Regions from separate parts of the Homo sapiens genome. Here region 1 is linked to region 2. Evidence: read pairs that join two places in POLR2A ChIA-PET (ENCODE). Cell type or tissue: Caco-2. All regions are shown on one strand. Each heading gives the region's core, and the rest is flanking DNA. Links, peaks and the distances in the headings are about the cores only.

Evidence for each region. Peaks named below come from ENCODE experiments on the same cell type or tissue, not always from the same donor. Only the 100,000 strongest peaks of a DNase experiment are listed, where the experiment ranks them.
Region 1: POLR2A ChIA-PET joins it to region 2 with 9 read pairs; 2 of 35 experiments call an interaction of 5 or more read pairs at or near these places.

Annotation. Positions count from the first base shown.
Region 1 is chr9:113,226,713-113,242,912 of GRCh38, reverse strand. All of the region lies in intron 1 of SLC31A1 (solute carrier family 31 member 1), which reads right to left. It overlaps LOC107987119 (a long non-coding RNA gene), which reads left to right. Exons shown (of 3, transcript XR_007061737.1): 3 at 1,161-8,135. Among named protein-coding and RNA genes, the nearest start is that of SLC31A1, 13 kb to the right of the region's middle. In Caco-2, for the core only: no CTCF peak of the experiment used is centred there; no DNase peak of the experiment used is centred there.
Region 2 is chr9:112,755,255-112,771,454 of GRCh38, reverse strand. The region is part of intron 1 of SNX30 (sorting nexin family member 30); the gene reads right to left. Among named protein-coding and RNA genes, the nearest start is that of SNX30, 13 kb to the right of the region's middle. RefSeq lists enhancers at 14,933-15,612, 15,648-16,200. In Caco-2, for the core only: no CTCF peak of the experiment used is centred there; DNase peaks (open chromatin) are centred at 6,404 and 6,834; H3K4me3 peaks cover 464 bases.

The DNA.
Region 1 (16,200 bases), core at 3,536-11,535, 470 kb before region 2:
AAAACTCATACCTGTTTCTAAGAGTAGAAGAAGGGAAGAGATTATACTGGCTGCTATTGACCTTTAAGTGGTCTGAAATGCTAAACCAAAACTTTTTATGTGAATTAAGTCTCTAAGGCATGAAGCCTTGACAAGTGTCACATAAAATGACATCGGGGAAATGGAACAAACTATAAGATAAGATCAACTTAAAAATGATTTTAGGCTGGGCATGGTGGCTCATGCCTGTAATGTAATCCCAGTGCTTTGGGAGGCTGAGGTGGGAGGATTACATGAGCCCAGGAGTTTGAGACCAGCCTGGGAAATACAGTGAGACCCCATCTCTACAAAAAAGCAAAAAATTAGCTGGGTGTGGTGTCATGTACTTGTAGTGTCAGCTACTGAGGGAGGCCCTGAAGTGGGAGGATTGCTTTAAGCCTGGGAAGTCAAAGCTGCAGTGTGCCATGATCATACCACTGTACTCCAGCCTGGGCAAGAGTAAGACTCTGTCTCAAAACAAAACAAAACAAAAAGAACCCAACCTACCTCTTCTGCCTGTATGTACTTTGTATTCCAGCCAAACAAGTCCAATGGCCAAAAGTTTCTAGCACTCCTAGGAAACACATCCCCCACTTTTCTGTCTGGTATCTTTGCCTACATTGTTTCTTAAGTCTGAAATGCCCATCCTTACAATCTCTAGTGCAACAAATCCATGCCATACTCCAACGTCTAGTTTTTTTTTTTTGAGACGGAGTCTCGCTGTGTCACCCAGACTGGAGTGCGGTGGCGTGATCTCAGCTCACCGCAAGCTCCGCCTCCCGGGTTCACACCATTCTCCTGCCTCAGCCTCCCAAGTAGCTGGGACTACAGGCGCCCGCTACCATGCCTGGCTAATTGTTTGTATTTTTAGTAGAGATGGGGTTTCACCATGTTAGCCAGGATGGTCTCGATCTCCTGACCTCGTGATCCTCTAGTTTTAAGAGCTCTGAAGAGCCATAGTATATTGTGCCTTTCCTAATAATTCTAACTGGAACTAGGTCTCACAAAATACTCGAAAATGTTTTTATGATATTTTGAATCAGTGCCCATATATCACACTGATAGAATGGTATTGAGAAATGGTAGGAGAAACAGTTGAATCAAAGTATTCTAAAATTCCTTCTCATCTTTATCAACTGCAGATGCTTAATGAGCCCCTCTTGGATGCTACTCTTTCTTGAGTCAGCCAAGGAGAGAAGTCTGGCTCCAAACAATTCGGTCTGCAAAGAGATGGATGAGCCATTTCTTCAGCTATATGTAGATCACCTGAAATTGAAACCTGAGTGTTCTGTCTCTTAATTTGCGGGTCACAGAATCCCACTAAGAATTGGAAGGACCTTAGCAGTCATTGCATGGTGCTCCTCAGTAATACACAAATTCTATAATAACTGTTCAAATACCTCTGGGGACTTGTCAGGCAAGTGTGTTGCTCCCTTCCAGAAATATAAGGAAGCAAAGTTCTCTTTCTAGTCAAGCCAAATACAGAAGATGCCCCATTGGAATCTGAATCTTGCTATTTGACAGTGATGATGCTGATGAACCGGTACTCCAAGCTAAACCAGTATTTGTACTGCAGATACTACTTGCATGTATTTCTCAAGCTATAATTTGCTTCTTAGGCTGCACTCCGAAAAACTAATTTCTGCCTGCAAAAAGAAACCTAAGTATCTTCACCCCCAACTTCTGATATTGATACACTGATTTTTAAGCTCACTATGTGGCATTTAAGTCTGTTACAGACTTATCTTTCCAGCCTTATCTCAATCTACTCCGCTTCACATTCATATGTTCCACTGAAACTGACCTACTCACTTTTCCTCAATAATTTTTTTTTTTTTTTTTTTTGAGACAGAGTCTCGCTCTGTCGCCCTGACTGGAGTACAGTGGCACGATCTCGGCTCACTGCAACTTCCACCTCCTGGGTTCAAGCGATTCTCCTGCCTCAGCCTCCAGAGTAGCTGGGATTACAGCCAAGCGCCACCACACCCAGCTAATTTTTGTATTTTTAGTAGAGATGGGGTTTCACCATGTTGGCCAGGCTGGTCTCAAACTCCTGACCTCAAGTGATTTGCCTGCCTCGGCCTCCCAAAGTGCTAGGATTACAGGTGTGAGCCACCGTGCCTGGCCCCTCAATAAAATTCAGCATTTTGACATTTGTATGCGTTTTCAGGCTTTTGTAATTCCCTGGAATTCCTTTTATTTTTTCCCCTCATTTTCTATATATGTACAAATCCTGCCATTATTTATTCAACATTTATCATGCACAAAAATGTGCCAGAATTAAGGATAAAGCTAAAACATGGACCTTGATCTTTTTGATTTATAATCTAACTCATTCCAGGAGGTTTTTCTTGAATTCCTAAGAAATCTCCCTTTTTTGAATTTCCCTAGCAATCTTCTCTTACAGAAATTGACTTATAGTTTTTAAAATACAAGATAAAAAATGCCATATATACACAGCAAGCTTCTTGAGCGCAAGAAACTTTCTAATTTTTACTTCCTTACAGCATCTGGAAGAATACTTACCAAATATTCATTCATTCAAAAAGTATTTATTAATTCTTACAAAATCCATGTAGGTTTCAATATCTACCTATAAGGAGTCTGATGCAAAAAGACAAGGTACTTGCCTTTGTGGGGCTACTCAAGAGGAAGAAGGCTCTCTCAGTAAAAATGTAAGCAAATAAATATATATAGGTAGGTATAATTATCATTTGTGTAAGTGGTATGAAGGAGGTACAAAAATGAACTGTGGCAGAGAATAACGGTGAAAGAACTAATTTAGATGGAGGACAGGTGGGAAGCGAAAGAGAGGAGCTTTCTTAAAGGAGCTGACTTTAAACAGACTGATAAATTAATTATTGGAGTTTAGTAGAAGGAAAGGTAAGAGCCTTCCTGAGTCGAGAGAAGAAATAAGGGATCAAGGTTAGTATGAACAGAACATACTGAGTGAGCGGAGGAGAGGCTAATGAGGTTGAAGAGGGAAGCATAAAGGATACTCAATTAAGAATGTCTAGGCATGGTGGCTCACGCCTGTAATCCCAACACTTTGGGAGGCCAAGAAGGGTGAATCACTTGAGGTCAGGAGTTCAAGACCAGACTGGCCAACGGGGTGAAACCCCATCTCTACTAAAAATACAAAAGTTAGCTGGGCGTGGTGGCGCATGCCTGTACTCCCAGCTACTCGGGAGGCTGAGGCAGAAGAATCACTTGAACCCAGGAGGCAGAGGTTGCAGTGAGGCCAAGATCACACCACTGCACCGCAGCCTGGGTGACAGAGCGAGACTGTGTCTCAAAAAAAAAATCTTAAAGGTCATTTTAAGGATTCTAAATTTTATTTCCAGGGCAATTGGAAGCTATTTAAAGGTAATATGCAGGCACTCATGTTTCCTGCTTAAGTTCTTCTTTGAGGCAGATTTACAGAAGGAAAAAAATCTTTATAGATTAAATCCTTATGGCTACAGCTGTTTAATTTTCCAGGATCCAGAATGGCATCTGTTAAAACTTTAGGAAGATGAGAAGAATCATCTAATTTCTGGGCATAAAATGGTTTGAGGGGCACAACTTAAGACTATTCTACAAGAATTAGTAAGAAGAATTTATTCCTGGATTTTAAGAGCTTCTAAAAGTCACATGCCACCCTTTGCAGGTGACATTTGATCTTACAGACTATTGTTAAGAGTCTAGGTCTAGGGGTAGGAGTTAAAAAAAAAAAAGTCTGGAGTCAGAAGGTATTCAAATCCCGGCTCTACTAATTTCTAGCTGAGTCTCCTGGTGACATTTCCTGTAAAAGTCCCATGGGTTTTTAGTTTGGCAACAGGTCCTACGCATAGAGATTGCTACAGGGATCGTGTCCAGATTTCAACAGCATTTTGGTCAAATGATTCAAATTTGGTACTTGCTCAATAAAAAATCAATAAATACGATGAAGGTGAACTAGCCTCTGGGAGGGACATGGGCAGCAGACTGTGAGACACACAGCAAGTGTTTAATAGACTACATAATCTATACTATACACCTTCAACAGTGATCTAAACAAACTCGACTTGTCACTCATACCTCATCAAAACATTAGTGATTAATCTAAGACTTGTGAACTCCAGATTTTATTTACTTATTTTTTAATTTAAAAAGGATTCTGAGGCAGAGTCACAGTCTGTCGCCCAGGCTTGAGTGCAGTGTCACGATCTCTGCAACCTCTGCCTCCCAGGTTCAAGCAATTCCTGTGCCTCAGCCTTCCAAGTAGGCGGGATTACAGGCGTGTGCCACCATACCCGGCTACTTTTTGTATTTTTAGTAGAAACAGGGTTTCATCATGTTGGCCAGGCTGGTCTTGAGCTCCTGACCTCAGGTGATCCACCTGCCTCGGCCCCTCAAAGTGCTGGGATTTAAGGTGTGAACCACCGCACCCAGCCTTAAAATCCAGATTTTAATGCCCTGCTTTAGACATAGTGAAAACACACTAGAGTGAGTCAAAGATGTGGATTCTGGTTCCGACTCTATCACTTTGAGTTCTTTTGGGGAAACACCTATCTCAGGGTTTCAACCTCAGTATTAACAACATTTTGGACTGGATAATTCTTTGTTGTCTGAGCTGTCTTGTGTATCACTGGATGTTTAACAGTATCCCTGACCTCTACCGACTCAATGCCAGTAGCATTGCCCCAGTTGTGACAACCAAAAATGTCTCCAGACATTTCTCAATTTGTCCTACCCCCTTGAGAAGCATTTTCATACTCTGAATTTCAATGTCTCATCTGAAACTCATGGAAACATGGAGATAACATCTATTTTGTCCTCCTTCAGGGTTACTATATGATTCAAATAAGATAATGAATGGGGAAAAAGAGGGGAGAAAAGACCATATATGTAAAAGCCTTATTATTACTCTGTGGTAATATTATCATTATGCTCTGTGAGAGCTCAGCAATGAGGTTAATGCATTCATATCTTGTTTACAGAATTCACTATAAGGCTTAGGTAAAGGCTATATGCAGTCTAATATACCCTTTAGGTGGCTATTCAATAAATACTTGTTGATTGATTGATTCTAAGTCTGGGTCCAACAGTAAGTTCATTTACTTTTGCTTTCATGCACGCTTTTTCTGAGAATTGCTGAGCCACAACATTGTAGTATGTTTCCAAACTTAACTCCACTTAAAAGAATAGGCCTAGATTAAACAAGAATAGTTATTCATTTTTCAGATGGAAAACTGAGGTATAAAGGTTAAAAGGCTAGCCAAGGTCACAGGGCAGTTAGTCTAGTGGTCATCATTAGAAGCCTGATTCTGACCTCAAGCCCAGTGTTCTTTTCATTATTCGTAGCATGGTCCTTCTATCCAACTATCTCCTGTCTTTATGTTCCTAGTCTCTCAACATCAAGTAAGCTTTTTTTGCGTTCTAAGGGCAACTCAGAAAAACGGAGGCAAGGAAACAGCTGTAGTTTTGAGAGAGGCTTGGAAAAAAAAAACGTAGACCTATTCCTGTTGAGGCACAATTGGATATTCTCTACATTCCGGGTAAACCAATGTCAAGCTATCCTAGTGCTCTGACAAGTCTATGAAATCCTTGCCCATTAAGTTGTCCAGGAGGAGCTAAATCTAATCGTTACCCCCCTCCAGAGCAGTTGTGTCCTGCAATGCTTTATGCCATGCTTCTGGCATACAGTATGCGCTACAACTGTTATCTGCAGTACTCTTGGCTGCTCTACCTCTAAGTGGCTCTAAGTGGGGTGAAAATGGACTTCCATACAGCCCCAAGCTCTAGGCTACATTTTGGCATTCTGTGAATAATGCATAAAAGCCCCAAATGCCTTTCTACTATTTGTATTTTCAGGGTCAGAAACAGAAATTTTGAGAATAATTCATAAAAATGTCACCATTTATTCTACTCCTTTAAAATATCAGATCATCTCTGATTATCATGGCTTTGTGTGAACTTTCATATGCTGAATGTTGTCACAGTGCTGTCACTCTCAAACACTGACTCAACAGTGTTCTGGATAATTCCCAGGCAAGGGGAATTGGTGGGCTGAAGCCCACCTTAATCTTTATAATGATTACAATTTGAAAAATGTAAGACTAGAAATTTTTGTTCTAGCCCTGGTTTTCTATTACATTAGGTAATTTAGCCTTTCTGGTCATAGCTTCCTGAGTCAAGGAACAGACTAATTCATCTTTAGAGCCTATTTCGGTCTGAAAAGTTTAGGTACATATAAGAATAGTTTCAGTGAGGGCCGGGTGTGGTGGCTCATGCCTGTAATCCCAGCACTTTGGGAGGCCAAGGTGGGCGGATCACGAGGTCAGGAGATTGAAACCATCCTGGCTAACACGGTGAAACCCTGTCTCTACTAAAAATACAAAAATTAGCCGGGCGTGGTGGCAGGCACCTGTAGTCCCAGCTACTCGGGAGGTTGAGGCAGGAGAATGGCGTGAACCCGGGAGGTGGAGCTTGCAGTGAGCCGAGATCGCACCACTGCACTCCAACCTGGGCGACAGAGTGAGACTCCATCTCAAAAAAACAAACAAACAAAAAACAACAAAAAAAGAATAGTTTCAGTGAGAAACAAATGCACACTTGACTTGTCGAAATGCACTCTGAATAATAGGGCTGGGCGCAGTGGCTCACACCTGTAATCCCAGCACTTTGGGAGGCCAAGACGGGCAGATCACTTGAGGCCAGGAGTCTGAGACCAGCCTGGCCAACATGGCAAAACGCTGTCTCTACTAAAAATACAAAAACTAGCCAGGTTTGGTGGCGTGCACCTGTAATTCCAGCAACTCAGGAAGCTGAGGCACGAGAATTGCTTGAACTTGGGAGGCAGAGGTTGCAGTGAGCCGAGATTGCGCCACTGCACGCTAGCCTGGGCGACACAGCAAGACTGTCTCAAAACAAAACAAAACAAAAAAATGAAACGCATTCTGAATAATGATTGATATACTTTAGCCATTCTAACATTTCAGTGGCTTTAACATTGATTAAACACATTCCAGAACATACTGTTCATATTACTTTCCAGAACCAATCTTAAACAATCATCTGCTCTGAGAGGCACCTTGCCAAAGCAGAAACAGCAAGGGCAAGAGCCCACTCTGTTCTCAGAGTCAGGCTGCTCACTGTTGCAGGGCATTGCCGTCTTTTTTCCCCCATAAAGTAAGTATATTTTATTTAATTGTTACCCAGAACAGTAACTATTGCCAGTACTCCAGGAGCTCCCCTCCTGCCTCTCCCAGTCATGCTTCCTCCTCCTCTCCGGGGGGATCTTCTCTCCTGACTTCTAAAATCATACACAGTCTTCTGTGATTTTGAAATTTATATAAATGGAAGCAGAAAGAATGTACTATTGTGTCTGGGTCCTTTGCTCAACATAATTTTTGGGAGGTTCATCCATATTGTGTGTAGCAGCAGTTTGTTATTTTTCATTGCTCTATAGTTTCCTTTGAATCAATATGCAACTTAACTTTTCATTTCTGCTCTTGGCATCTAAACTGTTTTCAGGGTTTTTAATAACACTGCTGTGAACATTTGCAAATACTTTCCCTCCCCAAGATTGGTCACATTCTTCTCAGCACTTATTAGAGTCAGTCTACTTAATTTTAGCCATTCTGGTGGGTATAAATTGAACTTTAATTTGCATCTTCCTAATGACTATTGAAGTGGAAACTTTTTCATACATGTATTGGCTTTTGGATATCCTTTCTTTTGTTAACTATTTGTTCAAGTTTGTGGCTTATTTTTCTGTGAGGTCTTTTTCTTACTGATTTGCAAAGGTTCTTTACATATTCTGGATGAGTCTTCTATCATCACACACATTGCAAATATCTTCTCCCAGTCTGTGGCTTCCCTTTTCATTTCTTTTATTGTGTCTTTAGATGAACGAACAGAAGTTTTTACTGTTAATGTAGTCTATTTATCATGCTTTATTTGTTATCCTAAGGGGCACTGCCATCCTTAAAACTCGTAACAAGTTACAAAAACTTTGTAAGGATAATAAGTACACGTAAAACTGGGATAAAAATCTCACAACAGTATGAATATCAAATGTAAAAATACATATTGAAGAGACTGCCATGTTAATAACATATATAGTAAACAATAAATGTTAATTACTTTCCTAACTCAAGTGCTTCTCAAAGTGTGGTCCAAGGACCACCTGGATCAGAATCATCAGGGAAGTTTGGGTAAAAATAAAAATTATGGACCCTATGCCACACCACTGAATCACCTCTTAGGGAGTAGGGCCTCAAAATTTAGGTGCTTATCAAGTTCCATGGACAATTCTTATGCATGCTAAAGCTTGAGAACCACAGTTCTGAATTACAGAGATGTACAACATAGATACTTAGTACACAGAATCTAAGAACTGGATGTTCAACAAGTGAGAGCTAAAAAAAAAAAAAAAAAAAAAAAAAAAATGATGGCCAGGAGCGGTGGTTCATGCCTGTAATCCCAGCACTTTGGGAGGCTGAGGTGGGTGGATCACTTGAGGTCAGGAGTTTGAGACCAGCCTGGCCAACATGGTGAAACCCCATCTCTACTAAAAATACAAAAATTAGCTGGACGTAGCGGTAGGTGCCTATAATCCCAGCTACTCAGGAACCCGGGAGGCAGAGGTTGCAGTGAGCCAAGATCACGCCACTGTACTCCAGCCTGGGTGACAGAGCAAGACTCAGTCTCAAAAAATAAAAAAAAAAAGTCAAACAAAAAGACAAATATTGCATGTTCTCAGTCATAAGTGGGAGCCAAAAAAGTTGATCCTACGGAGGTAGAGAGTAGAACAGTCACCAGAGGCTGGGAAGGGTGTATATGTGTGTACTCAAGGTGGGGTGAGGGTGGGATTGAAGACAGATGGGTTAACAGAACAAATAGATGCTTAGATAGAAGGAGTAAGTTCTAGTGTTTGACAGCACAGAAGGGTGACTATAGTCAACAACAATACACTGTATATTTCAAAATAATTAGAAGATTTGAAATGTTCCCAATACAAAGAAATGATAAATGCTGAAGGTGATGGATATCCTAAATACCCTGATTTGATCATTATACATTGTGCAATTATTAATTATTGTGCCCATAAATATGTGCAATTATTATGTATCAGTAATAAAGAAAAGAAAGCCAAGATTCAACCAGGAACTAAAATAATGCATTTGTTTATTTTGAAATTCCAAAAAGGTCACAGAGTTAGCCCAGTCTCACATAAAATTTGCACAGACCACCACCTAATAATCAAAGAACTTGGGGGTTAACACTGAATTTAATACCAAATCACTCGTCTTTGGGATTTGAGAGAGGTTTTCTAACGCACTGTGTAAGTAAAATCTCTAAATCCCAGAGGGAGGGGAAATTAAATATTTTTGTAGTTTTATTTTTGTAGACTAGTTGTGAAATACAGGGATTGAACTACCAGAAAGACAGACCTCAAACAGGAAGTACACCGTTTTGCTGAGACTTTTACATTTGTTCCCAGCTGACCTCTCCAGGGTTTGTCAACTGTCTTTCTGAGATTGGGATTCGATCTGAGATCCTGAATAGCCCACCAAAAACAAAAAAACACAAGGAGGAAGCTGTGGGTAGAAAAGATATTTCCCCTTTCTTTATTATGGCAGCTATTCAAATACACAAGGAGATCTACTCATTCTCTAACCGGTAAAACTGTACCTACTGGTTGTGGGCCCTTTGGCAAATTACTTAATATCTTCTTGCCTCAGCTCTAAAATTGGGAAAATAAAACTAACCTATTTCATAGGATTGTTTTAAAGAATTATTAGCAGGAGTTCACTGAGGCCACAGCACAGTGGTTAAGAGGGTAAGTTAGTTTCCTCTAAACTAAGGATGTTTATAGCAACTACCTCTTGACAGTATACACTTAAACACTTACTTAAGCACAGTGTCTAAACACAGGAAGTTCTTGATAAATACTCATTTTTACTTCTCAATCTACTGTTCTCTCTATATATGGTATAAGTGCAATTCCTCAAATCCTTGATTTGTCCACCAACTACCCCATAGCTAACACTTCTTCCTTATGTCTGCTGTTCTTTTTTTTTTGAGACAGAGTTTCACTCTCGTCACCCAGGCTGGAGTGCAGTGGTGCGATCTCGGCTCACTGCAACCTCCACCTCCTGGGTTCAAGTGATTGTCCTGCCTCAGCCTACCAAGTGGCTGGGATTATGGGTGCCCGCCACCACACCTGACTAGTTTTTTTTTTTTTTTTTTAATTTTTAGTAGAGATGGGGTTTCACCATGTTGGCCAGGCTGGTCTCAAACTCCTGACCTCAGGTGATCCACACGCCTTAGCCTCCCAAAGTGCTGAGATTACCAGTGTAAGCCACCGTGCCTGGCCATCTCTGCTGTTCTTGATTTGGGAGCTTGCAGGGGTGTGCAAATGAATCTAACCCATTTAAATTTACCGACAGAGATGGCCTTTATCTATGTTGAATCAGGTGGTCAGTCATTTTTTTCAATTTGATTCCCATCTGTATCACATTTTCTTTGAAATGTTTTAAAGTTTCTGGCTTCTTTCTCCCTGTTTTCTGACTATAAATAATGCTTCTTCATATTCCTATGATAATTTCACTAGGATTTTGGGAAGGAAAAGAGATGAGTTCAAAACGCCATCTTGAAATGGAAATAATGATACATTATACTAGGTTTTTGTCCATCTTTTCTATGTTCCAATTTTGTAAGAGTAGTAGCAATTCTAAGCTATAACATAGAACCATGTATTCTGTGGTATTGCTAAAAACATAACGAAGGAACTGTTTTCAGGGCTACTTTCTAGAAAGTTTGTAAGCTTTTACAAGTTGCCCAAATAATAGGAAGAAGTCCAGTGAGGCACCTAGTTTCAACTACCCAGCAGCAATTTTCCCTGGGAATATGGCATTGAAGAAAACATTTGGAAAGGTAGGACTGCCTAAGTGAGCTGCATGTTAGACCATATAATTCTGTTATCTGTAACTTTACAGGAGTTATAGTCCACATGTGGGCCTGGCTATCGCCTATCCCAGAGTTTATCAGAACTCTTCCACAGAGATACTATGAGTACTTAACGTATGGCCCATAGACAAGTTTTTAAAATCTAAAATAAAAAAAAATCAACACTAATCAAACTCTATCTTCTAAATGTCCAATAAGCTAGAGTTCATATTCATCTAATATTCACTTTGATCTTGATGATTTCATACACATAAAATGGAATTCATGTGAATAAAAAGATACATGTGTATTTTGAATTATACATTCCAATGCTGTTCCTACCAGGTGTGCCTAACTCCACAGCTACCACTAATGCATAACTAAATAAATAATTTCCCCATTTTTTTTTTTTTTGAGACAAGATCATATTCTGTTGTCCCGGCTGGAGTGCAGTAGCATGATTACAGCTCACTGCGGCCTACACCTCCTGGGCTCAAGTGATCCTCCCACCTCAGCCTCCAGAGTAGCTGGGAACATAGGTACATACCATTATGCTCAGCTAATTTTAAAACTTTTTGTAGAGAAGGGGTCTCCCTATGTTGCCCAGGCTGGTCTTGAACTCCAGCCCTTAAGTGATTCTTCTGCCTCAGTCTCCCAAAATGCTCGGATTACAGGTGTAAGCCACCGTACCCGGCCCCCAATTTTTAAGCGCAACACAAAGAATGGCAGCAGGAGCCAGAAAGATAGGTGTGTGTGCGCATTTACTTAAACATAGGCAGACACAGACTCCTCTTCAAGATAATTTACTTGGTCTCTTGTCCTTTCCTGAACCAAATTAAGCATGCAAAGGGATGGCTTGATAGGTGTGTCAAGGCTGAGCAGGGAAAAGGAAGGATATGGCACTTGAGAGGGGAGCAAAGTGAGGTCAGATCACTTTGACATCTACCTCAATTCAACTCAACAAGTATTATGAAGTACCCTCTGCCCCAGAGGCTATAGGGAATTCAGAGATGGAAAGGATGGAGGCTCTGGCTTAAACTTGCTATTGAACAGGGAAAATTTCACAAATGGCTTATTGTACCTAGAAAGAGAATGAGGGAGGTGAGATGGGGAGAAAAGAAAAGTTAGTAGGTTATAGTCAAGAAAGCATGAGGGGCTGATACAATTCTGATCTGCTTTATGGTCCCTAGCTTCCCCAAAAGACTAGTGACTATAGTAAACAATGTTATTGTGGCTATTTCAAAATATCTAGAAGAGAGAATTCTGAATGTTCTTACCATAAAGAAATGATAAATGTTTGAGGTGATGTATACGCTAAACACCATCGTTTGATCATTATGCAATTTATATACGTATTAAAATATCACACTGTACCCCATAAATATGTACAATTATTATGTATTAATTAAAAACAAAACAGGCAGGGTACAGTGGCTCATGCCTATAATCCCAGAACTTTGGGAGGCTGAGGTGGAAGGATCTCTTGAGTCCAGGAGTTCAAGACCAGCCCGGGCAACATAGTGAGGCCTTGTCTCCTCAAAAAATCAAGAAAAGTAGCCAGGCGTGGAGATGCATGCCTGTAGTCTCAGCTATAGGCTGAGGCCATAGGATCTACTTTTGTACTACTTTGGTAGGCTGAGGCAGGAGGATAGCCTGAGCCAGGGAGGTTGAGGCTGCAGTGAGCTGAGATCGCGCCACCGCACTCCAGCCTGGGCGACAGACCAAGACTCTGTCTCTCAAACAAACGAACAAACAAACAAATCCCCAAAAGATTAGTAATTGTTATGGTATCATACACTTTGTAAAGTTATCACACACCTCATAACCATCCAAAAATTTGGGAAGACAGTAAAACACAGACAGAGGCAGATATTTGTTAGGCTCTCTTTGTTTCATCTTTCCATCTTCACTCCCTACATAAATTGTAATAAAGAGCAAATCTTCTGAATCCTCTACTTGGTAAATGCTAGTAAACATAGTTGGGAGACAGTCTCCTTTTGTTCTGAGTTTATAATATTCACCTTGCAAATAGCTTGAATAGTATTATACTGAAAAGCAATAGAAAAATCTACAAGACCATGATGCAGGTGACTTTAGTGAAGTCTGCAATTCAACATAATTTTGGAGAGATTACCTATTCTTGGCTCTTACTTAAGACTTAGTTCTGAATAGTAAGAGATAAAAATTAAGATATTACCAAGAAAATGATACTTTTTCTTTTCCACTAATCATTTTCAGTTAAAGTCTCATAGAAGATCAAAACTAGAACAGTCATCAGTCTGCCCACATTCTTTAACACAGTAATCCCACTTCTAAATATTCATTCTACAGATAAACTGGCACATATGTGAAATGTGTATGTACAAAGTTACTTATAACAGGAGTGTTTGTAATAGCAAAATATTAAAAATACAACCTAAATGTTCATTGATAGGGCACTGATTAAATGAGTTATCATATTTTCATACAATGGAATACTTAGCAGAATAAGAATGAGAACGATCATATATATTGATATAGAATGATCTGTAAGACGTATTATGAAATGAAATAAAAGCAGAATATACTGTATGCTATAATTTGTAAAAAACTTAAAAAGGAAACAGAGTATGTTCATGTTATTTTTATACACCTATACTATCTGCAGGGGAGTTGGGGGGAAACAACAAAGTTGTTGGTTGAGCCTGGGAGGCAAAATAGGACCGTGGTCCCTAAGGAGAGCTGGTCAGAAGTGGGTAGGAGTAAATGAAATACTTTTCACTGAATATCCTTGTGTACTTTTTGAATTACAAACCATATGAATATATTTCCTATTTAAAAAATTAAATTATCAGTCAGGCGCAGTGGATCACGCCTATAATCCCAGCACTTTGGGAGGCCATGGCGGGCGGATCACCTGAGGTCAGGAGTTCAAGACCAGCCTGACCAACATGGAGAAACGCCATCTCTACTAAAAATATAAAATCAGCCGGTCGTGGTGGCACATGCCTGTAATCCCAGATACTAGGGAGGCTAAGGCAGGAGAATCACTTGAACCCAGGAGGCAGAGGTTGCAATGAGCCGAGATCACACTATTGCACTTCAGCCTGGGCAACAAGAGCGAAACTCCAACTCAAAAGAAAAAAAAAAGTATCATCAAATCCAACTCCTTTATTTTACAGATGTGGAAACTGAGGCTTATGTTATTAAATGATGACACTAACATTCTTTAGTTAGGTGAATCCATAACATCTGCTTCTGATAGAAGGCTCCATAACACTAGACTAACCGCTTTCTCCAGCCCCATTTCTCCGGATGGCTTGCTGGGAAGCAGCTAAGCAGGATGGGTTTCTGAGCTTTACATATCCTGTTCTGGTGGCAAATAACATAGAAGCTCCTATTTCTCTTGCCCACTCCCACCCTTCTGTACAAAGAAGATCAAGTGTACAACTACATTCTTCCAAAGGCCTTTACAAAAGCTTTTATTTGCCTGGTTCTAATAGGACAACTCAAATTTGATATGTCAAACAAACAAACTGAAAAGGTCTTTTAGTTATGTAATGATAACAGGGCCTAAGTCCAATGGGGAGTGGATCTCCCAGCTACTTTACTCCATTTCTGTGATACCTTTTGTTGTTGGGTAAGCCACATCCTGGAATAATGTAATCACATGATGCACCCTTTCATGCTCCTCTTACAGGATCCTTTTGTAGCCTTGACGCACTTCCAGTCCGCTAACTGTGCTTTAGTATGATTTATGTGACAATTTCAGTGTTTTCTAGATAGTATCTTAGAGTGGAGAAAGCATGCAGCACGAGGCATCAAAGGCTCTGAGCTCTGGACCCACATTTGCCATATACTAGCCATGTGACATTAGGCAAATCACCAAAATTTGCAAAATTTGCAAAACAGATATTAAAATACCTACGCTGCCAATCTCATAGTATTGTAAGGGTCAAATAAAATATGTTAAATACTTTCCAATTTTAAGGTACAGTAAATATGAAATATAATAGCTTGCTTGCTCATTAGATGACAAAATTAATCTCTGAAAGGAACTAAGTCACACATAAGGCTCACTTTCATGTTTCTTGAAGTATACAGCCTTTCACAGTTTGATTTAAACAAAACTAGCTAGTCAGACAAATATACATTGGCAAAGCATTGCTTTAACTGCTTTATTGTTATAATCAAATGTAGACAATGGTCCTCCTTGTCTAAACTTTGCTTTAGTTATATTACATAGCATTTAAACTGTTTGGATAATAATGTTGTTGGTTTGCCTATGAGTAATATTGGAAATTAATATGGCATAAGACAGAAACTAGAAAACATTTGAACTGTTCCCTTTTTTTTATTCAGTAGGAAAATGCAATTAAATATGTTACACAAGATAAAAGGAACTTGAATGATTTAATGAAAATGCAGTACAAGAATGCAAATGAGGCTGGACATGGTGGCTCATGCCTGTAATCCCAGCACTCTAAGAGGCCAAGGTGGGCAGACTGCTTAAGCTCAGGAGTTTGAGACCAGCCTGGGCAACATGGCAAAGCCCCGACTCTATCAAAAATACAAAAAATTAGCTGGGCGTGGTGGTGCATGCCTGTAGTCCCGGCTACTCGAAAGGCTGAGATGGGAAGATTGCTTGAGCCTGGGAGACAGAGGTTGCAGTGAGCTGAGATTGTGCTCCTGCACTCCAGCCTGGGCAACAAAGCAAGATCCTGTTTCAAGAAAAAATAAAAGAAAAAAGAAAAAAATTGTTCAATATCTCAGATAGAGGCTGTATGGTGTGGCAGTAAAAGTACTGGGCTAGGAACTGAAAGAGGTTCTACATCTGCATTCTAGATCTGGCTCTTAGGTCTCATTTGCTATGCAATTTCAAGGAACTCAGACTATTCTTTCACTATTTATTGCATACCTATCGAATGAAGGTACCATGATGAAACTCTAACCATAAGAAACCCATTCTGGTGAAAGAGGGACACATGTAAATAATTTAAAAATAATGTAAAATGTACTAAGGTATAGATTATGCATAGGGGTTGTGTGAGAACTCATAAAAAGCCATCAGAAAAGGTAGGAGAGAGGATGCGGGTGTATGAGTTACACCATTTCCCTTTCATTTCATAAATTAAATGACTACATTCTAGATGCTGTAAACTGCTTCAAAATTATATAAACACTCATCATAGTTCTACAATAACTCTTCTATCTAGGGAAATATGTCACCTGTTGCTAGAATTTTGCTCTCTTTATATGTTCCCTCCAAATCATTTCTCATATTTA
Region 2 (16,200 bases), core at 2,731-10,730:
TTTCAACTTAACGTTTTTTTCCATTGTTGCATATAAGTATATACAGGGCTGCCTTATTCCTTTTAATACCACATTTCAAAAACTACCATAGTTTACAAAACCAGCACCCTACTAATAGCCATATAAGCTTTTATCTTTTGCTATTAAAAATAATACTGCAACAGGTATCCTTATACACACAGCATTTAGCACGGGTCCATTTATTGAGTCACCAAATATCTGTATACTCCACCCATACCAGGTTTGGTTCATGCATGGAAATTTAGCAATAAGCAAACCAGATCAGGCCCCTTGCCTTCAAGAAGTTTACAGCACAGTACTGGAGAAAGTAAACCAAGTATGTCTGGTGGTTTAAGTTCTGCGAAGCAAGATTAAAGCCAGGTAAAGGGGGAGAATAACTGGGCAGGGAGGGGTCTGCTACTAGTTTGTTTTTTGTTTGTTTGTTTATTTGTTTGTTTTTGACACAGAGTCTCACTCTGTCACCAGGCTGGAGTGCAGTGGCCCGATCTCGGCTCACTGCAACTTCTGCCTCCTGGGTTCAAGAGATTCTCCTGCCTCAGCCTCCTGAGTAGCTGGGACTACAGGCACGCGCCACCACGCCCAGCTAATTTTTGTATTTTTAGTAGAGATGGGGTTTCACCATGTTGGCCAGGATGGTCTCTATCTCTTGACCTCGTGATCCGCCTGCCTCGGCCTCCCAAAGTGCTGGGATTACAGGCGTGAGCCACCGCGCCCGGCCAGGGGCTGCTACTAGTTTATACAGGGAGGTTGGGGGAGGCCTGAATGAAATAGATGAACAAGCCTGCAGGCTGTCTGGGCCAAAAGGCGTGAGGCAAGGGAGTGGGCAGGGGGAGAGAGAAGTGGACGGAGGCCAGAGAAGCAGCAGAGCCAGATTACCCATGTACTTGGAGCCCATGGAGGATTTGAGGGGAATGTGTGAGAACTGAGAAGTCTCTGGATGGTTTCAAGCAAAAGCAAAAAAGAGGCCAGGCGCGGTGGCTCATACCTGTAATCCCAGCACTTTGGGGGGACGAGGTGGGCAGATCACAAGGTCGGGAGTTCGAGACCAGCCTGGCCAACATGGTGAAACCCCATCTCTACTAAAAATACAAAAAATTAGTCGGGTGTGGTGGCAGGTGCCTGTAATCCCAGCTACTCGGGAGGCTGAGGCAGGAGAATTGCTTGCACCCAGGAAACAGAGGTTGCAGTGAGTCGAAACCGCACCACAACACTCCAGCCTGGCCAACAGAGTGAGACTCCATCTCAAAAATTAATTAATTAATTAATTAAATTTAAAAAGCAAGAGACATGATGCGACTGATGTTTCTTATGTTTTAAATAATCCCTCCGGTTGCTGCCTGGATATATGACTGAAGGTGGGAAGGTGGAAGCAGGAAGACGAGTCAGGCGGCTGGTACAGTAATGCAGGCAAGAGGGGATGACAGCAGTCAGGGTAGCAGCAGTGGAGAGAGTGAGAAGTGATGAGATTCTGGACATGGTATTTCAGAAGCACTTGCTGATGGCTTAGGTATGGGATGAAAAAGGGAAGAGCCGAGGCTAATTCCAAGGCTTATCCTTGGAATTAAGAGTGAGCTAGATAACTAGCTTGACATGCCTGTTGGAGATGCAGGGTTAAACATCAAGAAGGCAGTGGGAGACAGGAATTTGGAATTCAGGAGAGAGGTTTCTGGCCTGGAGTTATCAGTGTGTAGATGTGTGAGGCTGGATGAGATTGCTTAGGGACACCATGCAGATGAAGAGAGGCCATATCAGAATGGAGTCCTACAGCAGTCCAACATTTAGAGCTAGGGAGATGAGACGGAACCAGCCAAGGAGACAGAGGAGGAACAGCCAGTAAGGTACATAAGGAACCAACAGTGAGTGGAATCCCAGAAGCCAAGTGAAGATTCAGCTCTTCCTGTCTGTGCCAGGGTGGTGCCTGGTCCATGCCAAGCTACAGAGATGCCTTAGTTGTGCCCTCAGGATGACTGCATGGACATGGCTGCACCCACAGTAGTGGAGACTCCTGGCATCAAGCTCTTGGGGAAGTGGACACTTTCCTGCAGGATGGCACTGCAGTGATGGAGAAGTGATGCCAAGTGCCAGCCCCACAGCCCAGGATGCTATGCGGCCAAGCACTTCTGCAAGTGAAGGGAGGATCAAAAGACAGAAACGACCTCAATGTAGAGGTCTTGAATGATGTTAACTAGAGGTGGAGAGGAAAGAAAGCCTTCTCCCTTCACATGCTAGTTTATCCGCAGGACAGACACAAACAGAAAAGAACTTGTTGAATCAAAAGAAACATACGTATTTGTAATTTTGATATATGTTGCCAAATTGCCTCCACAGGTGTTTGTACCATTAGCCATATATGAAACTACACCTACTGGGCAAGGCTGAATGAGAAAAGCTGAAAGCATGCTTGTCTGATAGTGAACTTCCTCTGAGTGAATTAGAGAATTCTCCTAAGTCAACTGATCTCAATCTTGGCTGCCCGTTAGAATTATCATGGTGGCTCACGCCTGTAGTCCCAGCACTTTGGGAGGCTGAAGTGGGCGGATCACGAGGTTGGGAGTTCGAGACCAGCCTGGCCAACATGGTGAAACCCATCTCTACTAAAAATACAAAAAAATTAGCCAGCGTGGTGGCAGGTGCCCGTAATCCCAGCTACTTGGGATGCTGAGGCAGGAGAATCACTTGAACCTGGGAGACAGAGGCTGCAGCGAGCCAAGATCGTACCATTGCACTCTAGCCTAAGCGACAAGAGCAAGACCGTCTCAAAAAAAAAAAAAAAAAAAAAAAAAAAAGAAGAAAGAATTATCTAGAGAAACTTTACAAAAAAAAAAAATACTGCTCCCTGGGCCATCCTATTAGATCTAAATTTCTTGAGATAGGGACCAGGCATCAGTATTGTCTAAGAGATCTTTGGAGGATCTGAATGCTTAGCCAAGACTGATAACCTTGTTCTAAGACAGTGTTTCTCAATGTTTAATGTGCATACAAATCACTTAGGGATCATGTCAAAATGCAGATTCTGAATCTCTGTATCTGGAATTAGGTCTGAGAGTCTGCAGTTTCTATGAGCTCTCAGGTGATGTCAATGCCACTCACCTATGAGCCACACATTAAGTAGCGAGGTTCTAAAGCAATAGATGTCGGCTGGAAACATCGAGAGGAGGATGAGCTTAGCACGGGTGGGAAAGCAAGAATTCGCATGACATTCCAGGCAGCTCACGAGGAAAATCACTTGGCAGAGACGTAACTTCCCAGGAGGGCACCAGGGAGGTAAACAGGTACCTGATCACAGAAGGCCAGGCTAAGGACTTGGACCATTACTGCGTAAGCAATGGGGAGTCAATGCAGATCTCCAAAGATGGGAATGATCCATACAAGGCAGCACTTTATGAAGGTGGATTCTGGCTACAGTACTCAGAACAGACTGGATGGGAGAGGAGGGCCTGAATGAATGAAAGCCAGGAAAACCATTTAGATAATCATACATCCAATTAGGATATCAACAACGGAAATGAAGAGCAACATTAAAGAACAGTGGCTGGCCAGACAAAATGGCTCACATCTGTAATCTCAATACTTTGGGAGGCCAGGGTGGGAGGATCGCGTGAGTTCAGGAGTTTGAGACCAGCATGGACAACATAGGGAAACCCTGTCTCTACAAATAAATAAATAAATAAAAAAAATTAGCTGGACATGGTGGCATAAGCCTGTGGTCCCAGCTACTCAGGAGGCTGAGATGGGAGGATCACTTGAGCCTGGGAGGTTGAGGCTGCAGTGAGCCGAGATCGCATCACTGCACTCCAGCCTGGGCGACAGAGTGAGACTCTGTCTCAAAAAAGTAAAAAATAAAATAAAAAGTAACTTAAAATAAAGACCTAAACATCAGACCCAAAACCATAAAACTCCTAGGAAAAAAAACATAGGGGAAAAGCTTCATGACACTGAAGTTGGCAATAGATATGATATCAAAAGCACAGACAGCAAAAGCAAAAACAGGCTAACCTAAAAACTTATGTTTTGTCCGAAGGACACAACCAACAGAGTAAAAAGGCACTTACAGAATGGGAGAAAATGCTTGCAAAACATATATCTGAGAAGGGGCTAATACTAAGAATATATAAACAACTTCAATAACAGTTTTAAAAGACCCAATTTTAAAATGGGCAGGGGACTTGAATGGACACTTCTCCAAAGATGACATATAAATGGCCAATAAGCGTATGAAAATATATTGAACATCAGAAAACTGCAAACCAAAACTGCAATGAGCTATAACCCCACACTTTCTAGAATAACTACTATCAAAAAAAAAAAATAAAATAATTAGTGTTGGCAAAGACATGGAGAAAACAGAAGCCTTGTATACACTGTTGGCAGGATTGTAAAATGGTGCAACTGCTTTGGAAAACAGTATGACGAGTCCTCAAAAAATTAAAAACAGGTTATCACATGATCTGCCAATCCCCTTCTAGGTATATATCCATATCCAAAAGAAGGTCTCAAAGAGATATTTGCATAACCATGTTCATTGCAGCATTGTTCACAATGGCCAAGAGGCAAAAGCAACCTAATGTCCATCAGAAAAATGGGTTAAGAAAATGTGATACATATACACAATGAAATACTATACAGCCTTAAAAAAGATGGAAATCCTGTCACATGCTACAGCATGGATGAGCCTTAAGGATGTTATGCTAAGTGAAATAAGCCAGTCACCAAAAGACAAATATTGACAATTCTATTTACAGGAGGAATCTAAAGTATTCAAAAACAATAGAAACAAAGTGGAAAGGTAGTGACCTAGGGCTGGGGAAGACAGAGAATGGCAGCAGTCATTTAATGGGTATAGAATTTCAGTTTTGCAAGATGAAAAAGTTCTGGAGATCTGTTGCACAACAATGTGAATATACTTAACACTACTCAACTGTATACTTAAAAATGGTTAAGATGATTAAAAACAAGCCAGGGTACTTAACGCCATCGTATTGTACATTCATATCTAAAATTACCATTAACCTCAAATGTCAAAATTATTGTAGAAAAGTCATAAATTGTATTTAATGTCTTTTCTTTGGGAAAAAAAAAAGTACATGTGCTTAGGAAACAACCCAATGTCCATCAATGGATGAATAAACAAAATGTGGTATATCCATAAAATGAAGTATTATTCACCCATAAAAAGGAATGAAGTAACACTGGAGGGGTGGAGGAAAAGGAGAGATACTGGTCAAGAAGTGTGAATTTTCCATGACAGGATGAATAAGTTCTGGAGACCTAATATACGGCATGGTGACTATAATGTATTTTATACTTAAAATCTGCTAAGAAAATAGATCTAGGCTGGGCGTGGTGGCTCACACCCGTAATCCCAGCACTTTGGGAGGCCGAGGCAGGTGGATTACGAGGTCAGGAGATCAAGACCATCCTAGCTAACATGGTGAAACCCCATCTCTACTAAAAATACAAAAATCAGCCAGACATGGTGGCGTGCACCTGTATTCCCAGCTACTCGGGAGGCTGAGGCAGGAGAATCACTTGAACCCAGGAGGCAGAGGTTGCAGTGAGCTGAGATCGCGCCACTGCACTCCAGCCTGGGCAACAGAGTGAGACTCCATCTCAAAAAGAAAAAAAGAAAATAGATCTAAAGTGTTCTCACCACAAAAAGGCAATTATGTGAGGTGATGGATATGTTTAGCTAGCTTAATTGTGGTAATCATTTCACAATATTTAAGTGTATCAAAACATGTTGTACATCTTAAGTCTATACAATTTTTGTCAATCATACTTCAATAAAGCTGGAAAGGGAAAGGAATGAAGTACTGATACATACAACATGGAGGAGGCTTTCAGACACTAGATTAACTGAAAGAAGCCAGGCACGAAAGGCCACACATATTGTATGATTCCATTTATATGAAATGTCCAGAATAGGAAAACTCCAGAGACAGATGGCAGATTAGCAGTTGCCAGGGGCTGGGAATAGGGAAAATGGACAGTGTTTGCTCACAGGTATGGGGTATCTTTTTGAGATGATGAAAATGTTCTGGAATTAGATAGCAGTGACCATTGCATTATCTTGTGAATATATTCAAAACCACTAAAATGTATGCTTTAAAAGGGTGAATTTTATGGTATGTGAAGTATATCACAATTTGTAAAAGGCATACATGCCTTAGAAAATCTATAATTTTTGACCTACTTTTCCTCAAATTCCTGTTCTATTCTTGCCATCATTCAGCCAGTTCCTAAAGCCAGTGACCCTAGAGTCTCTTCCACAGTGATCTTTCACTGTTTGTCCTGCACACCTCACAGCTGCTTCTGAACCCGGTAGCTGGAATTGGGACTTCCTTACTGTTTCAGTCTCCTCCCCAAGCCACTGTTGATTGGCCCAGGTTGAGCTCAGTTGATCAGCCTAAAGGTAGGCACGTGACCCAAGCCAGGTCTCCCTGACCTTTTCCCCTGGGAAGATAGACTCACTCCCTTTCTGGAGGCACAGCTGTGCAATGTGAGGGAGGCGCGCTGCCACAACTCCCCCTGCGTCGATGATGTTAGTCTGAGAGAATAAAGCCGACCCTCAGTAGCATTCAGACCCCTGGTTCCAGCTTACTCCTACGTTAAAGCAAGCCTGTCTATAGGCTCACCTTTTTGCTAAGTTAATGCAAGCTAGATATCTATTATTTGCAAGCAAACCACTAACCAGTACACTCTCTGAATCCAGTGAGCCAAAGCCCTACTGAAACTGCCTCCCCCAACCTCCCACTGCAACAGCCTTCTTCTTGGACTCCTTGCCGCCAGGCTCCACCCACCCAATCCCAGCTAGTTCTTGATCAGTGACTCTAACCCCAAACACGGCCCTGTTCCTCCCCCGCTTAAAACACTTGATTGGAATGAAAAGATTAGCCAGGCACAGTGACACATGCCCACAGTCCAAGCTACTCAGTAGGCTGAGGTAGGAGGATTGCTTAAGCCCTGGAGTTCTAGTAAACTATGATTGTGCCACTGCCCTCCTCCACCCTGGCCAAAAGAGTGAGACCCCATCTCTTTAAAAAACAGCAACAACAACAACGACGACAAACACTTAATTGGTCTCCCAATTACTCAGGTTAAAGTCCTTACTATTTGCCACTACAGACCACAGCCAGGACCCTACCAACCTTTCCAGCCTCATCAATCCCCTTGCTCGCTGTGCGTGCATCACTTGACACTGCTAAGCTTTAGTATGTGCTGGTTCTTCCGCCTGAGTTGCTCTTCCTTCTGTCCATTTGTAAGACATGTATTCCTTCATTCTCCAGCTCAAACATCATCTTCTTTGGAAAAGCCACCATCCTCCAAAGCAAGGTCTCACCCTACTTTATTCCCTATACATAACTTTCATCATCTACATGGACATAGGGCATGGAATGACAAAGGAGACTCGAAAGGGTGGAGGAAATGGAAGAGGGGTGGGTGATGTGAAATTATTGAGTACAATATACATTATTTGGGTGATGGGTACCCTAAAAGCACTGGATTTCACTACACAATCTATCCATGTAACAAAATTACATAGGTACCCCGTAAATTTAAACAAATAATTTTTTTTTTTTTTTTTTTAGTCAGAGTCTCACTCTGTCACCAGGCTGGAGTGCAGTGGCACAATCTTGGCTCACTGCAATCTCCAACTCCCTGGTTCAAGCGATTCTCCTGCCTCAGCCTCCCAAGTAGCTGGGATTACAGGCACGCGCCGCCATGCCCAGCTAATTTTTGTATTTTTAGTAGAGACGTGGTTTCACCATGTTGGCCAGGATGGTCTCGATCTCCTGACCTCGTGATCCACCCTCCTCGGCCTCCCAAAATGCTGGGATTACAGGCATGAGCCACGGCGCCCGGCCTGTCACTCAGGTTTAACAAATAATTCTTTTAAAAAACATAATAACTGGGCCAGGTATAGTGGCTCACATCTATAATCCCAGCACTTTGGGAGGCCGAGGTAGCAGGATCGCTTGAAGCCAGAAGCTCAAGACCAGCCTGGGCAACATAGTGAGACGCCTCTCTCTACACACACACACACCAAAAAAAAAAAAAAAAAAAAAAAAAAAAGTTTAAATAGCAAGGCACACCATACACCACTAGGAGCTAAGACTGGTCAGGAGCTGAGGACTACTCAGGAGGCTGAGGCAGAAGGATCACTTAAGCTCAGGAGGATTTTGAGGCTGTAGGAGCCAAGATTATGCCACTATACTCCAGCCTGGGCAACAGAGCAAGGCCCCATCTCTAAAAAATATATATATACATATATAAACTGTAGCAGATGCTGTCAGTGCCCCACCCATACAACCCCTCACCCTGATCACACTTCAGTGCCCACTGGTCTGACTTCCACCTACCAGCATCTGCATGTCTTGGCCTGACCGCTTCCCCTGGCCACTGAACCTCCTCTGCCCACCCATGGGGCAGGCTAGAAAGCACCTGGTGATTCACGTCCAAACACCCCACCCAAGCAGCCGTCAACCAATGAGTAAAGAGAGCTGCTGTTTGAAGACCCCAGCTTCCTCACCTGGAGTGGGAATAACCGAGGCTCGTGCTCCATGCTGGCTCCCAGCGGCTTCCTCCGTGGGGTAAAGCTCCAGCTCTGCTCAGTGGAAACTGGCTTGGTAACGTCGCCTCTGCTGATTGCCTTCCCTTCCCTGTCTCGCTGCCTTGCTCCTCTAATGCCAGTTCCTTCAGCTCTCAAGCGAACTATGGGCGATTAAATGCTTTCTCAGGGTCTGCTTCTAAGGCAACGACAAGACTTAGCACTGCTGTGGCCTTTACTGTGCCCCAGACACTAAACACCCAGCTAAGCTTCAGAATCCCCCTGTAAGATAATCCCAATTTTAGATAGGGGAAACAGAGGCATTACAAGGTTAAGAAACTTGCCCAAGGCCACAGAGCTAAGTAAATACATGCAGCATTTTTCACATGCTACCGCAACCATCTGTTGATGTGTCTCTCTTCTTCACTGGACCATTAACCTCTCGGGGGAGAGATCTTCTTTATCTTTCTCTACAGCCCCAGCATGTAGCACAGAGCCAGGTATGTAGCATATGCTCACGAGCTATAGGGGTTTTGAAAAGCGCCTGCACTCGGCCACCCAAACACGCTGTGTGCTCTTCCCGCCTCTGTGCCCCTTCTCAAGCAGGAACCCCCAAACACCTTTTCCACTATCCCACTTCCCCCCCACCAACACACACACAAAAATTCACACAAACAACAATTCCTGATCCCTGCGCTGGCTGCCAAAATGAAGAATTCTATGGGGCAAGGCAGACATAAGACAGCATATGAGTCCTCTAATGTCTAGTAAACAAACCCCATTGCTCATACATGCATCAGCGCCTGTTGGCCAGGCTGTTGTTTATGTACTTATTTTACTTTGAGAGGCTCTCATTTATCGTGGAACACCGGCCTTCCTCCCAGTGGCCTTCACTAACACCTGATTTTCAAACTGCGATGACATCCTACCCCCTACTTTATTGTCAATATGCACTTTGTCTAAATTCTGACCTCAAACCTCTCCATCTTCTATTCCAGTCTCTATTTGGATCTACTGGGATTATACATCTATTTAATAAAAAAGAGCTTCCTGGAGGCAGCATTTGTTTGAGCCTTGAAGTTTGAGTAGGCTTGCAACAGTGGCCTTCAGGCATCCTCTGTCCTGAATGCCTGACTTGAAACCGTGTCCACGTCATCTTTACACTTCACTCGCACATGTGCTTCCCGGTCTGCGCCCCCCTCTCAAAGACGGCACCACTGTTCAGCATCAATCTCCTGGACTTTCTAGTCAGTCACCCCCACTACACCAAAATCTGTCATCTTTATATTTTCTAATCTTTCTCTTGTCAGGCAACAAGTCCAACCAAAACCAGGTTAATTCTTCCTATCTTACCTCTTTCACGGCTGGTCTTTCCCCATCCCAAGCCCTGATCACACATCCCCCTGCTCAAAAACCCTCTTGGGGCCGGGAGCAGTGGCTCACACCTGTAATCCTAGCACTCTGGGAGGCCAAGGAGGGTGGATCACCTGAAGTCAGGAGTTTGAGACCAGCCTAGCCAACATGGTGAAACCCCATCTCTACTAAAAATACTAAAATTAGCCTGGCGTGGTGGCATGCACCTGTAATCCCAGCTACTCGGGAGGCTGAGGCAGGAGAATCGCTTGAACACAGGAGACGGAGGTTGCAGTGAGTCAAGGTAACACCACTGCACTCCAGCCTGGATGACAGAGCGAGACTCCGTCTCAAAAACAAACAAACAAACAAACAAAACCACGCCCTCTAGGACTAGCTACTGCTGAAAGAATAAAAGCTAACCTCCACATCACAGCACTCAAAACAGTCTCATTAACCTCCTGACCTGTCTACCCACCTCGTCTCTCACTAATCTCCACCTCTAGACTCTCAAAACCCACTCCCAACGCATGACCCAATTCAGTCCTCCTCCAGCGGCCACAGGTCTTTCCTGTCTCTGCCCTTCACCTTGGGGCTTTTCCCACCCCACATCTGAAAGCCCCCTCCAACTTCACGGACCTGGTGAAAACACAACCTCTGCGACCTCAGCTGATCTGCAGACATACCCCCAGCTAGTGGGGCTGCCAATAGGAATAAACACCCCATTCTCCCTACTCCTCAGGTAAAACCCAATTTTCAAGTCATATTTTAAGGTCACGGTATTGGTAATTTAAGTTTCAAGTGGCAAACCAAATTGAAAACAGTATTAACAAAAGGGAATTTATGACCCCCTATAACCAGGAACCCGTTCTAACTTCAGGCACAGCTGGCACAGTCGGATCCTGAACTCAAATGATCTTGCCCCTCTTCCTCTCCTAGCTCTACTTCCCTCTGGCTTCATTCTTAAGCCAAGCACTCTCTGCATTGAAGGACACGACCATTCACAATCTAGTAGAAAGGCAAGACATTCTTTCCCCCATCATCCATCTCATAAATCTCAGGAAAGACTGCCTGGCTCTGTTAGGGTCACACATCCACCAGGGATGCTATTTTGGCTAATAAAAGATATTGATGTTAGACCAGAATGGGAAGGATGAGGAGACAAGCCAGGGTATTTCTGTCCCAACCTGCTCTCTGCCTCAGATCGTGCCACTGGCAGCGGCTGCCTCCCCTCCAGGGCCCCCTTCCTCTAAGGTCCCAGCTCCTGCTCAATGACCCTGCCACAGGTCTAGTTCTCACAGAAGCTCCTGGGTTCTACTTAACTTCGCCTCTTCCCCTAACCCTCCAGTCCTGAGGGTAACAGCAACTTCCTGCTACTGCTACTCTCTGGGTCAATTTACCACCCATCACCTATGCAACTAACTCCTTGTATTATAGTCTCTCTGTTTGAAATAACTTCACTGGCTTTTATTCCCTGATCAGACCTCAACTAATATAGAAATCGACAAAGCATAGGCCAAAATGTAGAAAGAAATGTGGAGAGTACAATATCAAGGAATAACAACCACCAACACCTCCCATTTCTTAAAGGTTCGCTATATACATCACCCACTACTCTACGAACTCGCTGGGTCTTCCTATCAACCCAGTGACATGGGCACATCTGTTATCCCCTTTTCACAGATGAGAAAACTGAGGCTCAGAGACGTTAAACAACTTGCTGTTACCAAGACTCTAAGTGGTGGGGCTGAGATTCAAATCCAGACAACATGATTCCAGCATGAACAACTTTTTTTTTTTTTTTTGAGATGGAGTCTTGCTCTGTCGCCAGGCTAGAGTGCAGTGGCGCAATCTCAGCTCACTGCAACCTCCACCTCCCCGGTTCAAGCGATTCTCCTGCCTCAGCCTCCCAAGTAGCTGGGACTACAGGTGTGCGCCACCATGCCCAGCTAACTTTTTGTATTTTTAGTAGAGACAGGGTTTCGCCATGTTGGCCAGGATGGTCTTGATCTCTTGACCTTGTGATCTGCCTGCCTCGGCCTCCCAAAGTGCTAGGATTACAAGCGTGAGCCACCATGCCTGGCCCGTGTGCACACCTTAAAACAGGAAGTGGAGGGGAAGCATTTCAAGCAGGAGGTTAACAACAGGATCAAGTGTTACCTACCAAGGGGTCAGGCAAAATAAGGACTATAAAGCATCTACTGGATTTAGCAATAATGAGATCACTGAGGACCCTGAAGAACAGAGTCAGAAACTAGGCAGCAGGAGGCTGAGGAGTATGTCAGAGGTCAGGAAGTGGAAGCAAGGGCCGCAAACCTTCTCTTCAGAAAAGTGTATTGTAAAGAGGAGTCACAAAATAGGGCACAAGACCAGGCACAGTGACTCAGGCCTATAATCCAAGCATTTTGGGAAGTTGAGGCAGGAAGATCACTTGAGGCCAGGAGTTCGAGACCAGCCTGGGCAACAAAGCAAGACCTTATCTCCACCCCCACAAAAAAAAGGCACCAGATGGAGGAGAAAAGAACATCATAGCAGAGCTTCCTTTACTCTTTCTCTCTGTGTGTGCACGTGCGCGCGTGTGTGTGTGTTTAATAGAGACAAGTTCTCACTATATTGCCCGGGCTGGTCTTAAACTCCTGGGCTCAAGCGATTGTGTGTGTATGTGTGTGTGTGTGTGTGTGTTTAACAGAGACAAGGTCTCACTATATTGCCCAGGCTGGTCTCAAACTCCTGGCCTCCAGCAATGTTCCTGCCTTGGCCTCCCAAAGTGCTGAGATTACAGGCAAGAGCCACCACGCCCAGCCACTCTTTCTGTGTTTTAAAAATCAGAGCAACTTGGCCAGGCATGGTGGCTCACAACTGTAACCTCAGCATTTTGAAAGGCTGATGCGGGCAGATCGCTTGAGCTCAGGAGTTCGAGACCAACCTGGCCAACATGGCGAAACCCCGTCTCTACCAAAAACACAAAAATTAGCCAGGCGTCAAGACCAGCCTGGCCAACATGGCGAAACCCCATCTCTACCAAAAACACAAAAATTAGCCAGGCATGGTGATGCGCGTCTGTGGTCCCAGCTACTCAGGAGGCTGAGGCAGGAGAATCTCTTGAGCCCAGGAGGCAGAGGTTGCAGCGAGCCAAGATCGTGCCACTGCACTCCAGTCTGGGTGACAAAGCCAGATACTGTCTCAAAAAAAAAAAGAGAGAGCGCAACTTGAGCATGTTTAAATATTGATGGGAGTGAGCTGGTTGAGAGGGAGTCCAAAGATACAGGGGTAAGTCAGGAGGCCAAACAGAGCAGGGTCTCCAAGAGGATGGGGGGTGGCAGGTGGGTCTACACCCTCAGTCAGCCTTAGACTCTCTCCTTGGAACAAGGGCCAGAAAGAAAACATGGCTATGGAGTCAGATCATTCTGAAATTTGAAGAAGGGAAGTTCCTTTCTGGTGGCTTCCATCTTCTCTAAGGTGGAAGGTGAGGCAATCAGCAGAAGGAAGGGTGGAGTAGAAGGGTAGAGGGTATGAGGAGCAGAGAAAAGTTTCAGATAAGCCACTGTGCAGACGGAGGGTCTGTGGAAAAGAAGGAGTGTCCAGGACCACTGAAGCCCCAGCTGTGGCTGAAACCTGTGAACTTACATTGGCAGCAACCCTTGAGCTTCCTGAGAACCCTGGTTGTAGATGAAAGACATGAACAAATGGAATGATCCAAGCTGGGTATAAAAAGAAGAGAGCAAGGGAACTGAATATAGAGGCAGGAGCAACCACGGAGATGGGCCACAGAATCTAAAGGAGGTAGGGGAATCCAAGAGGTCACAGAACAGAACAGGTATAGTCAGTTGTTAATGACTCAGAGACCTGGAAAGCCAGGACGGGAAAGCAAGACAAAATGATATACGCGGGGAAAAGGGAACTTTTGTACAACGCTGTTAGGAATGTAGATTGGTACAGCCATTATGGAAAACAGTATGGAGGTTTCTAAAGACATTAAAAATAGAACCACCATATGACCCAGCAATCCCTCTTCTGGGCACATACCCAAAGGAACTGAAATCAACACCTCATAAAGATATCTGCACTCCCACATTCACTGCAGCATTATTCACAATAGCCAAGATATAGAAACAACCTAAGCAGGCCTCAATGGACGAACAGATAGAGAAACTGTACTGTGTGTGTACACACAAAACTGAATATTATTCAGCCCCAGAAAAGAATGACATCTTGTCATTTGCCATAACGTGAATGAGCCTGAAGGAAATTATGCTAAGTGCAACAAGCCGGACACAGAAAGAAAAACACTGAGTGATCTCACTTACATATGGAATCTTTAAAAAAATTCAAATATATAGAGAAAGAACACAAAATAGTGGCTACCAAGGGCAGGTGGGAGAGGAAATGGGAAGATGTAGGTAAACGGATACAAAATAGCAGATATGGAGGAGTGTACAAGTCTGGAGATCTAATGTAGAACATGAGGACTAGAGTTATTAATAATAAAATTGTACTGTACTTGACAATCATGCTAAATGAGTCAATTTAGATGCTCTTGCCACAAAAACAAAATGAGTTAACTATGAGATGATGACTGTGTTCATTTGCTCCACTATAGTAAACTTTTACTATCTATGTGTATCCCATAACATCAAGTTGTATACCTTAAATAAACACAATAAAATGTGATAATATCCAGTGGCACTATTTCAGAGCTGGAATGCTTCTAGGTATTACAACGCAGGGTGCGGCCGTGGGAGAGAGCAGATGAACTGTTAAAAAGGTGAAGGAGCCGAGCGCAGTGGCTCACGCCTGTGATCCCAGCACTTTCAGAGGCCGAGGCAGGCGGATCACCTGAGGTCAGGAGTTCGAGACCAGCCTGGCCAATATGGTGAAACCCCGTCTCTACTAAAAATACAAAAATTAGCTGGGCGTGGTGGTGGGCACCTGTAGTCCCAGCTACTCAGGAGGCTGAGGCAGGAAAATCGCTTGAACCCTGGAGGCAGAGGTTACAGTGAGCTGAGATCGCAGTGAGCTGAGATCGTGCCATTGCACCACAGCCTGGGCAACAGGGCAAGACTCCATCCCAAAAAAAAAAAAAAAAAAAAAAAAAAAGGATGATTACAGATAAGGAGGTCAAGAAACTGGTAATTTTGGAGAGTTGGACAGATCAGCCATGTGAATGATTAAAGCCCCGTGGTGAGGACATGATTTCAGAAGACAGTAAGTTGGGGTCTAAAGATTTAATGAATGAGAGTGAGAAGGTGTGAAGTTGGAAAATGACAAAGAAAACAGTATTGGAAGGTCTGTAGTGGATATTTGTTTCCTGCTTGTCTAACATTTCTTGATTTTGCTCTGGCAACCACCTCCTCCCTTCCCAGGCACAGAGGGGGCTTCCAAAATATTTGTAATATTCTGTATCTTAATCTGGGGGTAGGAACATTTTATTAGTCTTTAAACTGTACAGATAACTTTTACTCTTTATATACACACATTGTTATAAACTTCATGTATATATTCCCCAATTTTAAAAAAATTCCTTTCCTCATTCCAAAGATAAGTACCTGATTCAAGTCTGCGCAATCAGAATCAGAGACTGGTTTAGGCGCCTGACCCAATTTAGACCAATGAGACACCAGCCCAGAGCTTTGGCCAGAACTATCAGGAAAGGAGTGCTCTCCTTCTGCTGGAGCTGGGAAGCTTGTTTATAGAACATATCCCTTCACTGGCATGAGAACAAGGCTGACACAGAAGAAAGCAGAGCCAAGAGATGGAAAGTGACAGATCCCCGACATCACTGGAATACCTTGCTCCAGCCATCCCTGAAGCCAAAATACCTGGGCCTTTTCAGCAACGTGAGCCAGTAGATTTTTATTTTCCTCTATCTAGTTTGCATTCAGCTCATGTCTTTTTAACTAATAAAGAATCCTAACTAATTCAGGGGAATGCTCAAGGTAGTCTCAATTGAACAGCCTATGTGATCCTTTTCAATATATAATCAAACTATGCCCCCCTCCTGCTCAAGACCCTGAAATGTCCCCTGCCCATGTTAACTTCCCACCCCATGGCCCTAGCAATAAAGGCCAAAGTCCTCAGGGTGACCGGCCACATTCAATATAATCTGACCCCTCCCTTCTCTGCCCCCAGCCTTTAACTCTCCAATGCTCACTCTACCTGGCCACACTGGCCTCTAGGCTGCTCCCCGACACACCAGCCCTGTGCCTTCCGGCCTCTGCTTCAGGCAGTCCCTCCCCGGACAGTCTTCTTCAGATACTCACCCACTAACTCCCTCACCT